Regions from separate parts of the Homo sapiens genome. Here region 1 is linked to region 2. A link is an interaction called in ENCODE POLR2A ChIA-PET data of the cell type or tissue named here. Cell type or tissue: A673. All regions are shown on one strand. Each heading gives the region's core, and the rest is flanking DNA. Links, peaks and the distances in the headings are about the cores only. Region 1 overlaps ANO1 (anoctamin 1). Region 2 has its middle 69 kb from the start of FGF3.

Evidence for each region. Peaks named below come from ENCODE experiments on the same cell type or tissue, not always from the same donor. Only the 100,000 strongest peaks of a DNase experiment are listed, where the experiment ranks them.
Region 1: POLR2A ChIA-PET joins it to region 2 with 20 read pairs; 1 of 35 experiments calls an interaction of 5 or more read pairs at or near these places.

What each region holds. Positions count from the first base shown.
Region 1 is chr11:70,093,275-70,098,642 of GRCh38, reverse strand. The region is part of intron 2 of ANO1 (anoctamin 1); the gene reads right to left. Among named protein-coding and RNA genes, the nearest start is that of ANO1, 18 kb to the right of the region's middle. RefSeq lists enhancers at 4,203-4,702, 4,703-5,204. In A673, for the core only: no CTCF peak of the experiment used is centred there; a DNase peak (open chromatin) is centred at 2,662; H3K27ac peaks cover 971 bases.
Region 2 is chr11:69,886,163-69,891,530 of GRCh38, reverse strand. No RefSeq gene overlaps it. Among named protein-coding and RNA genes, the nearest start is that of FGF3, 69 kb to the right of the region's middle. RefSeq lists enhancers at 1-440, 2,636-2,930. In A673, for the core only: CTCF peaks have their summits at 2,574 and 2,787 (motif pointing right); a DNase peak (open chromatin) is centred at 2,800.

The DNA.
Region 1 (5,368 bases), core at 321-5,320, 210 kb before region 2:
TCGGGTTGCCCTTGGCTTCCTAGGGGGTGAGCTTCTTTCCTCACCTACCCTGGTCCTCACAGGCCGCTTCATACCCTGGAGGGCATTGTTCACTATGGATGTCTGGCCCTCAATCATGGCGTCGGGGTGCTGGAGGGCTGAAGCCTGAAGGTCAGAGTGCTACTGAGAGGGGCCTCCCCAGACAGCACCTCCCGTGTCAGGCAGGAACCATGGGGTGTGTGTGCCGTGCACAGCAGGCCAGGCACCTCCCATATCGGGCAGGAACCATGGGTGTGTGCTGTGCACAGCAGTCCAGGCCACTGGGTGCAGGGGAAAGCCCAGGAGCCTCATCGTTGGTGGGGTTTGGGCCCGAAGGCCCTCGAGCACCCACAGAACACCTGGACAAATCCCCGTTTCCCTGTTTGCAGCTTCCTCAGCTCCCAAGGAGGAGAACACCCAGCCCTGCGGGGAGCCGTGTGGCCCCATTAGGAAGGCACAGGACTCTTCTGACCCTGTCTGTCCACGAGGACGCGGGGCTGCTGTGGTCTAATCCTCCTGCCGTCGGACTCGGGGGCAGACACCAGGAGCCTTGGCGGGTGCCCCAAGGGGTTCACATTCTCTGCCATAAATAGGCTTTTGGGGCATGTGACGCCCAGTGCCACATCCCTGGTCAGCCCTTCATGACCAGGCGAGTTTTCAGCAGCCCTGGCATCTGCCTGTCTCTCCCCGTTGGCACCAGCTTCCAGCACGGATAGGAGCTGGCACACTGGGTCTGAAGCCAGGCTTATCTGTTTAGCTGACTGATGTATCCCTAGGACGGGGAACAGCAGTGGCCACAGAGCAGAGGCTCAGTGATGTCCACTGAGTGAGGGAGAAGGCAGAGGGAAGGCACCCGACTTTATAAAGCGCCTACTCTGTGCCAGCCTAGGACAGCCCCGGCTTTCAGACTACCATCCGCCTTCTCTCCAACCTTTTGGTAGCTATGGATGTGTCCACTTCAGTAAATATGGACGAGGGGGCAGGGAAGGCCCAGAGCCCCTTGTCCCAGGCCCATGAACAGTAGATGTGGAGGAATCTCAGCCTGACCTTGACCCTGCAATGCTCACTCCTACCCTCCACCCGCACGGCTCCAGAGGGCACGCGGGCAAGATGGGAGATGCTCTCAGTCCCTGGGCAGGGGTCTGCCTGGAGAGGTCATTGCCGGTGCCTGGTATTTCCCACGCCACAGTTACTGCTGATCACGTCCACACTGCATAGGAAGACCTGGCTCCCCATAGCAGGGACACTGCTATGAAGCACAGTTGAGGGATTGCTTCTGGAGCAAGCATACATCCCCCATTATCCTGACGCAGTCTCCAGACTCGAGTCTCAGGCGAGCTGAGGACCCAAGGAATGCAGCCGTGGGTGGATCAGGCGCCACTGCTCTTCCCCAAGCATGGGGCAGGGACTGGGCTGTGGACATCTTTAATCCCAGCCCTTGCCATGGGGTCTGGTCCTAGGCCTGCTCAGTGATGTCTTGTTAAAGAAATAAATGATAGGTAAGTCAGCAGAAATATCATTTCACATTCCTGCTTCTGTTGAAGGTGGTAGATTACTCAGATCAACCCTCCCAGGATACATAGTAAAGAATGCACCACAGGAAAAGAAACAAGAAATTCAATGACCTGAAACAGCGGTCCCCAACCTTTTTAGCACCAGGGAGGACTGGTATTGTGGAAGTCAATTTTTCCACAGGACAATGCTGGGGTTTCAGGATGAAACTGTTACACCCCTTGATTATTATTATTATTATTATTATTTTTTGAGACAGAGTCCCACTCTGTCACCCAGGCTGGAGTGCGGTGGCGTAATCTTGGCTGACTGCAATCTCCGCCTCCCAGGTTCCAGCAATTCTCCCGCCTCAGCCTCCCAAGTAGCTGGGACTACAGGCATGTGCCACCATGCCCAACTAATTTTTGTATTTTTAGTAGAGACGGGGTTTCACTATGTTGGCCAGGCTGGTCTGGAAGTCCTGACCTCAGGTGATCCTCCCACCTCAGCCTCCCAAAGTGGTGGGATTACAGGCATGAGCCACCGCTCCCGGCTGAAACTGTTCCACCTCTGATCATCAGGCATTAGATTCTCACAAGGAGCACACAATCTAGATCCCTCGCATGCACTGTTCATAACAGGGTTTGGGCTCCCAGTGAGAATGTCATGTCACTGCTGATCTGACAGGAGGCAGAGCTCAGGTAGGAATGCTCGCTGGCCCACCACTCACCTCCTGCTGGGGGGCCTGGTTCCTAAAAGGCCACGGACCGATACGGGTGCCCAGCAGAGGAGGAGGAGAGAAAGAGAAGGAAAAGGAGGACTGGAACCCACCCTGAGAAGCTCTGGCCCCTACAGCCATGGCGCCTGTGAAGACCTGGGCACCTCAGACTGTGGCTTTGGTTCAAGGTGGCTCTCATCTATAACGCTGCAAACCTTTCTGGACAAGGTCACCTTTATCAGAGGCTTTGGGAAACCCCACAGATTATAAAAGGTCAATGACTAGCAGACAAGCGAAGCAGACCCGCCCCCACCAGGGCAAGAGACAGCCCCGGGAGGAGAACCAGCTGAAGTGACCGAGATAGAAATCGGCCCACTCAGCTTGGGATTAGCAAAGGATGAGCTGGGTAATAAATCAGCTATGCTTAACTCGTTTAAAGACATAAACCTCAAGATAGAAAAGAACTGCAAAGGACAGGAAACTATTAAAACATGACATAGCTGACTTGGAAAAGAACCAAATAGAACTCCTAGAAATAAAAAAGATCATAAAAAGAGTTAAAAACTCAACAGATATGTTGGGAAATGCTCAACCCCTCCAAAGACAAGAAGGCACATGGGGCTGGTGCAAGAAGATGCTGGTGAGGGGCTCCGGCGGGGGTGAGGGGCTCCTGCGGGGGCGAGGGAAGCCCTGATTTGCAGCATCTGCCAATTCCCATGGTGTAAATACCCCACCGTGGCCTATTTCAAGCCAGCAACGGGTAACAACCAGCTTGCAGAATTCCAGAAGGACATGACTCCAGCACACCATGGGCCTGGACACAGATGAGGACCTCAGAACTATAGCCAGAATGGCAAAGATTTCACCCCAGCAGCCTGGGATGCCCTGTGGCAGAGCTGTGCAATGATGGTCTTGGGGTCACTTTAAAAACATGAATTTTTAAAAAGGTCCAGAATGAATTTTCTTTCCCTCTTTCTTTCTTTTCTTTTCTTTCTTTCTTTCTTTCTTTCTTTCTTTCTTTCTTTCTTTCTTTCTTTCTTTCTTTCTTTCTTTCTTTCTTTCTTTCTTTTTCTTTCTCTTTCCTTTCTTTCTTTCCTTTCTTTCTTTCTTTCTTTCCTTCCTTCCTTCCTTCCTTCCTTCCTTCCTTCCTTCCTTCCTTCCTTCCTTTCTTTTTCTTTCTTTCCTCTCTCTCTCTCTCTCTCTTTCTTTTTTGAGACAGTCTCATTTTGTCAACCAGGCTGAAGTGTGGTGGCGCGATCTTGGCTCAATGCAACCTCCGCCTCCTGGGTTCAAGCAATTCTCTTGCCTCAGCCTCCTGAGTAGCTCGGACTACAGGCGCCAGCCACCACGCCCGGCTAATTTTTGTATTTTTAGTACAGATGGGGTTTCGCTATGTGGCCAAGCTGGACTTGATCTCCTGACCTCAGGTGATCCTCCTGCCTCAGCCTCCCAAAGTGCTGGGATTATAGGCATGAGCCATGGCACCCAGCCCAGAATTCACTTTAAAAGAAATATGTTTCCATGAAACCAAGACAAGCCAAAAGAAAATCAGGCCATGATAAAAGTCATCCAATCTGTTTCGCGCCTCAGCTGAAGACTGGGGAGGCATAAAATCTTTAGGGACCAAAGAAGTCTGTAACAGTGGAATGAAGAGCAGAGAAATAGCTTCATGAATAGACTAGAGGTTCCTAACATCCCATCGTGCAAGAGGCCCATTCTTCCTCCCCTGGGGGAGAACGGGGACTGCAAGTTTTAGTGCAGAGTCTCTGGGTGAGGTTAGGGGCCAGGTTCAAAGGCCAGACGTGCCACTCTCAGCTCAGGATCGAAATTCTGCCCTACCTACTCATGGTTCTGGTAGGAAGCCCACACGGAGTGGGGAACTGACAAGTCTCATGAGCATGTTTATTGCTTTTATTTGTGCTGATGAGCTGGGATTAGGCCCGAGACTCCTCAAATTCCAGGCCCCCACCCCCGATTCTCAAATCTGTGAGGGCCTCTCCCCAGCCCCTGCCAGTGCCCAGGGCCCTGTGGACAATGAATGCAGCCCCAGGACTGCCTCCCACACCTGCCCACATCCACAAGGCCTCCATGGGAAATGGCAAGAAATGGCTGCCCTTCCCTGTCCTGAGGCCATGGCAACCCTGCCACCACCCTCCCTGGTCACCTGGCGGCGGGCAGGGGCGGGGTCTCCACATGCAGGGAGACCCTTCTCTTCCAAGGGGGACTTGCGGTTCCCCTCTGGCAGGAGCAGGGTCAGGCCCTGGGAGTGGTGAGGAGTGGGCTCTGCCCCAGGCCTGTGGGTAAGGGGCGTTTACAGCCAACGCTGGCCAGCTCTGTCCCTCTGTGGGCTCGAGGATTAACTCTCTTGACCCTCACCCACCACTCCACAAGGAAGGTCACACTATCAACTCCATTTTACAGATGGGGACGTTGAGACCCAGAGAGGTGAAGCCACTTGCCCAGGGTTGCTCAGCCAGGAAGTTTGAGCTGGGTCCACATCCGCATACCGGGCTCTCAGAGGGGCTGGGCGGGGTCTGAACCCGCACTCGGAGCCCCGAGGTTGCGTCTCCACCACCTATGCATCCAGCCGTGGGCTTTGTCTGAAAGCAGCCCTTCTCCCATGGAGTCCGCCCTCACTTGCTTTTCAAAAGCAGCATCCATGAAGATGGCGAACAGATGCTGCTGCGGGGACAGCCCCACCCACTACGGGGATGCATGTGGAGAACCAGCGGCGAGCCAGTGGGGTACAGACTTGAGCCCTGGGCAGCGACATGAAAGCAAACAGACTTTTATAGGGTTCCAATGTCCACGGCCTTCTCAGGATCTACCAAAGCCTGGGTCAGGTTCAACATCAGGGCAGTGTGGGCCTCAGCCGCCCCCCAGCACACACAGCCAAGAGTTTAGTGTGTGGCGTTCTCCGCAATGACCCCATGGACATAAATAATGTCCAGCAGGCTTTGAGGCTGGACTTCAAAAAGGCTAATGGGTCTTAGTTGCAAGAAAACATGTTGGCCATATCTTCTTTAGTCCCTTTAATGGGAACCCTGAAAGCTGACCCCATGGCTGTCAAAGGGAGGGAGAGAGAAGGGGAGGGAGAGGGAAAGAGATGGAGACAGAGAGGGAGGGAGAAGGAGAGAGAGA
Region 2 (5,368 bases), core at 288-5,287:
TGAGAACAATTCCGGGCTGTTACGATGTGATTGCCCTTGGGCGCGTTATCAGCGTGAACTCAGGGCAGAGCAATACCCCTGCCAAGCGGCCGACGCTGTTTCACAGGGAGGGCCCTCCTGCTCTTTCACCCACAGTGGGGCTCGGGGCCATGGGTGCAGGGCTGGAGGAGGATGTGAGGGGCAGCTATTTCAGTCTGGAATATCAGGATTTTAACCCCAAATAAATGTCTTGGTTATTATTTCAGCAAGCGTGCCCTAAATCACCTTGGGAAGACTTGAGCCTTTCAGAGCCTTGGTTTGCATAAAATAGGGGCTGTGTCAGAGCCCCCTTTGTGGGGCTATTGAGAAGATTCCAGAAGATTTCATAGAATGAAGTGCTTAGCACTGAGCCTGGCACAGCATAGGTGGTTGAACATTGATGCTTTTTTTTGTTATTAGTACAGCTGTGTTGCTGATTTTATAGTCGAGATTCCACAAGAGGAAATCGGGTTGGAACATAAAGATATTTGCCCCGTGGATTCTCCAGGGGGTTCCCACACAGTCCCATTCTCACATTCATTTCTCGAGCTGTCCCTCTTATTAGCCTACAGAATGAGCTAGAGCTGCTTCTCGCTGGCAATGGGGAGAGCTCCTTTCTGGGGGACCCCAGCTCCCAGGAGCTGAACTTAGAGGTTGCCAGGCCTGAGGAGAGGGAAATGACCCAGAGATGCTAGGAGGGGCTGGGCCCTCTCAGCACAGGCCTCAGGCTTCTCTTGGAAGCAGGGGTTTGCCATGCAGGAAGCAGGCATGGCCCATGCCCATTGTGGGAGAGGGTGAGGCTGCACCGCCTGCCTGCTTTCTGCCAGCACCCCTTGGCAGGCAGGCGAAGGTAGGCAGGGGCCCTTTGGGACTCTGCTGGAGGAGGTTTGGACGTAGGGCTCTAAGGCCCCTAAAATTTGCTCCATGCATCCTTACACAAGGGAGAGCTCCAGCAGAAGCCAGGGTCTGCGGTCAGGGAAAGGCAGAGGACGGCAAGGGCCATGGCCCTCATCGCACAGACACTGAGGAAGAGCAGGGTCTCACCCTTGGTGGCTCAGCTGGTTTTTGGCAGTGATGGCTTCAGAACCTGGGCCCCCCATCCCCAGCCAATGCTCTCTGGTTTTCCAAAAGGAAATTTCCCTATTATTTCCCTCCTTAGATCCATGAAGGGTATTTATCAATGGCAAAGGATGATGCCCTGCAGGTGTATCAGTGGCCCGTGAGCCAGCTCCATCCAGCCTCAGCAGGAAGAAGCATTTTTCCAAGCATCTCAATGCTCACATTAGTGCTCGATTGGCAATTAGCAAATGTCACAACCCCCTCCTCCCTGAGCGACAGTTGTTTCAGATGTCAAATTCCTGCCAAGCGCCACGTCTTGTTCTAAAACCTCTTTCCAGGGGTACTCGAGGGAAATTAGCATGATGCCAGCCGAGAAGAAAACCCCTCAGAGCTTGAGAATGGCGAGTCCTCCCGGGGAGGGAATTCAGCCGCAGGTTCCTATCGACAGTGAAAGATTAATTGATGCAGAGTGAATTATGGAAATGCGTGAGGCCGTTTCTACCGATGATGCCTTTAAAACCGCGGTCCCCCGCTGCAGCGTCATCGCACACCAGGTCTGCAGAGGGCAGCGGAAGCCCCAGCCTCCTTCTTTTGTCCTCCCCAAGAGGCCCCTCCCCAAAGTTAAATGTGTTTAGAAGTGGGCAGGGGATTGAACAGCCCTGCAAAGCAAACATCACCTCCAACACTGACAATGCGAAAGCGCTTCCTGTGGACCAGGCACTTTGCATGGATTATATTTCCTTTGTTCCCTAAAACAACTCGGAGATAAATTCTATTGTAATTCCCATTTTACAGAGAAGGACACTGAGAGGGGAGGTGACTTGCCTCAGGGGACCCATTCAGGGAGTGCAGAACCAGGATCTGGCCCCAGTGGCCTGTCTCAGAGCTGGGTCCTTACCTGTGCCCTGCCAGGCGAGTGATCTGAATGGGCAGGTGGGGAGAAATCCCGTGCCTCGATTTCCACTAGGAAAGTGTCTTGGTTTTCTGTTCACTGAATGGTTACGAGCCCTTGTCCCTGCAGGCTGGGGGCCAGGGAGGAAGGCTGAGGACCAGGTGGGGAACAGTCTATGTCTCAGAGCTGAGGCTTTCATAGGGGAAGGGGATTCTCGGGGAGGTGAGGGGTGCTGGGTGCTGATGGGAGCTCTGGGGGCACTGCCCAGATCCCCTGGGCTCTTAAGATAAAGTTGAGGGGTCAGAAGGTCCAAGCAGGGCCTGAGATCTCATGTCACTCCGAAGCTTCCAGCAAGGGAGACCCTGGTGGCAATTTCCCAGCGGGTCTCTAAGCCAGAGATACCCAGGAGGCTTTGCTTTCCGGTTTGATATGGGGGCAGCCCAGTCTATTCATGGATGCCCCAGGCTAAGGGGCGTGGCTCTAGACACACATGGATCTGGGCTCTCGAGCATCAGTGTAATAACCTCATTTCTTGAATGAGGTGAGTAAAGCCCAGGACAGAAGGAGGCTCCCAGAGTCCCCAGCAGAGCCAGACTCAGGGCCCTGGTCACCCTTGGCTGGCCAGGACCCAGCACAGGGGCCGTGGAGGTAGGGAAAGCCGCTGGTCCAGAGCATCCCGACCTCCCCCGAATAAAAGGGGTGGCTTTGGTACTGCCTGAGAGTTACAGTTGACTCAGCCCACCTTGGAAGCCAGGTTCTAGGAAAAACCCCTCCCTAAGGAAGAAGGATGCCAGCTGCCTTCAGCCTGGTCCCACTGCCACCACAAGATGGCGCTGTTTTGCGGGGTTTTTGTTTCTGTTTACAACCTGAGCACACTGACCTGGTCTTTCCCACCTTTGATGTTCTTGGGTTTATGGCACTGAAGGTAATTCTGTCGTCCTGGTGCAGAGGGCAGAAGATGCCTTCTTGTAGGGTGCATGCACATGTGTGATCATGTGTCCACGTGTGTGATCATGCGTGCAGGTGCATGTGTGTGCATATGTACCTGTGTGAATCTTGGTATGCATGGCATATGCTCTTGTGTGTTTGTGTATGTCTTTGCCTTGTGTGTGCATGTGTGCATACATGTGAATATGTGTGTTATATGCTCCCATGTGTGCAGGAGTGTGTATATTTGTAGCACTGTGTATGCTCATGTGTGAGCCTGTGCTCATGGACATATGTGTACCTTTGTGTCAGTAGGTATTGTATGCGTGTGTATGTATATGTACATGTGTGTTTGCCTGCAAGGTACATGTGTGCGCCAGTGTGTGCACATGTGTATATTTTGGGCTGTGTGGGGATGTGTGCAGAGGCACATGTGTATGCCTTTTTGCGTGCATGGTGTGCACGTATGTCTGTGTGTGTGTCTGCTGGACAGCAAGAAGGAGCAAGGTCCATCTCCTGTCCTCAGTGGTCCCTCCCCTCCTCTCTTTCTTGGCTAATGTGGCTCAGAGCCTGCATCGGCAGGCGAAAGCTGGGCCTGGCTGGGGGCACCTCCGGGCGCTGCTCCATGCCGCCCTATGGCCACTTGCACCTGGATGCAGGAGCACTGTCTGCTATTTGTCTCCCTTACTGTACTCTGAGCTCCTGGAGGCCAGGTCTGGGTGGTGCTCAACCAGGGCTCCCCAGGTTTGGGCACAGGACCTGGCCTAGAGTAAGAAGTTCGCTAGAGACCAATCAGGTTTCTAGGCCGAATACCGAGGGTCCAGTTGTCAGAAATATCTGAGAGTTCATTTAATTCGCTCGACAGTCCTCTGAGGCAGGCTGCATAATTATTCCATCTTGTGATGAAGAAACAAAGGCACAGAGAAGTTAAGTGACTCACCCAAAACCACCAGCTATGAACAGGCAGAACCAGCGTCCAGCCCAGGTTTGAATCGATGTTTGTGGGTTGAGATGAATAAATTATTCCATTGGCCTGAATATATATTTTTAGCAGGAGGTGCTTTATCTGCATTTTGTTACAGGGATCATAAACCCTCTGTGCCCAGAGCAGGAGGCCATAGGCAGTCCTGCTCAAATGCCTCTTCCTCCAGGAAGCCTACCTGACCTCTCTCAGAGAAAATTTCTGATTCTCTGTGTTCCTGCAGACTTCAGGTTTCCACTTGGAGGTCCTAAGGTGCATAAATTCTTTCCAACCCTGTGAGCAAGAAGCCAGGGTTTTGGGGAGCCACTGAGGATCTGAAGAAATCTGATAAAAGCTCCAGATGCTGGGATCATGTAGGTGTGCACAGAAATCATCCCCAGTTTGAGAGGGTTCACTGACAATGCAGCTCAATGTTGGGCCTCGGCTAGAGCCCTGAAATGATAGAGACACCTGCCTAACTTGAGACGCAGCTGGCGACGGCCAGTGGAGCCCCTGTTTCCGAGAGGGGAGCGTGGCACTAGACACTTCTTCTTCAGCCATTTCACAAATATTCTTTTTTTTTTTTTTTTTTTGAGACAGAGTCTCGCTCTGTTGCCCAGGCTGGAGTGCAGTGGCGGGATCTCGGCTCACTGCAAGCTCCGCCTCCCGGGTTCACGCCATTCTCCTGCCTCAGCCTCCCAAGTAGCTGGGACTACAGGCGCCCGCCACTACGCCCGGCTAATTTTTTGTATTTTTAGTAGAGACGGGGTTTCACCGTTTTAGCCGGGATGGTCTCGATCTCCTGACCTCGTGATCCGCCCGCCTCGGCCTCCCAAAGTGCTGGGATTACAGGCGTGAGCCACCACCCCAGCCGAATTTGATTGAATTTTGAATTCAGACTCTGAATAGTATCCCCAAATCCCCAGGCAAAGGGCCGACAGTGGAGCCTCCTGCAAGTGGGGGGGCAGTACACTGGCTTGGGAAGAGTCGGGACTTTTCGTTCAGGGCCGCAGGGACCAGCTGCCCACTCCCCGAGCACCTACAGCCCCACAATTGGGGACGTCGCCAGCCACTGAGGTCTTTCTTCTCGGCACTGCCTCCACCCCCACCCCGGCTGTCCTGTCCAGTCTTCAAGCAAATGTTTTTGATTTTACAGGAAGTAGAGCAAGGACCTAATCTGAGTTTAATTTTTGAGTACATTAATTATATTAATTAAGTATATTAATTAATTAATATATTAATTAAGTATATTGATTAATTTCTGAGTATATTAATATGGCAGAGAAGGCTGCACAGTCGTGTTCAGTAACTGCTCCAGGCCTTGGAATGTCCCCGTTGGTATAAATTAATGGTTTGGAGATACCAAGTGATGTGAGGTCTGCTTTTGCGTGTAAGGAAAGAGATGGGCTAAACTCAGGGAACCCACATCCATCTAGGGACAGCCCTGTCTCCAGGACTCAGTTTACCCATTTATAAAATAAGAGGTGCAATTGCTATCACATACCCCACGC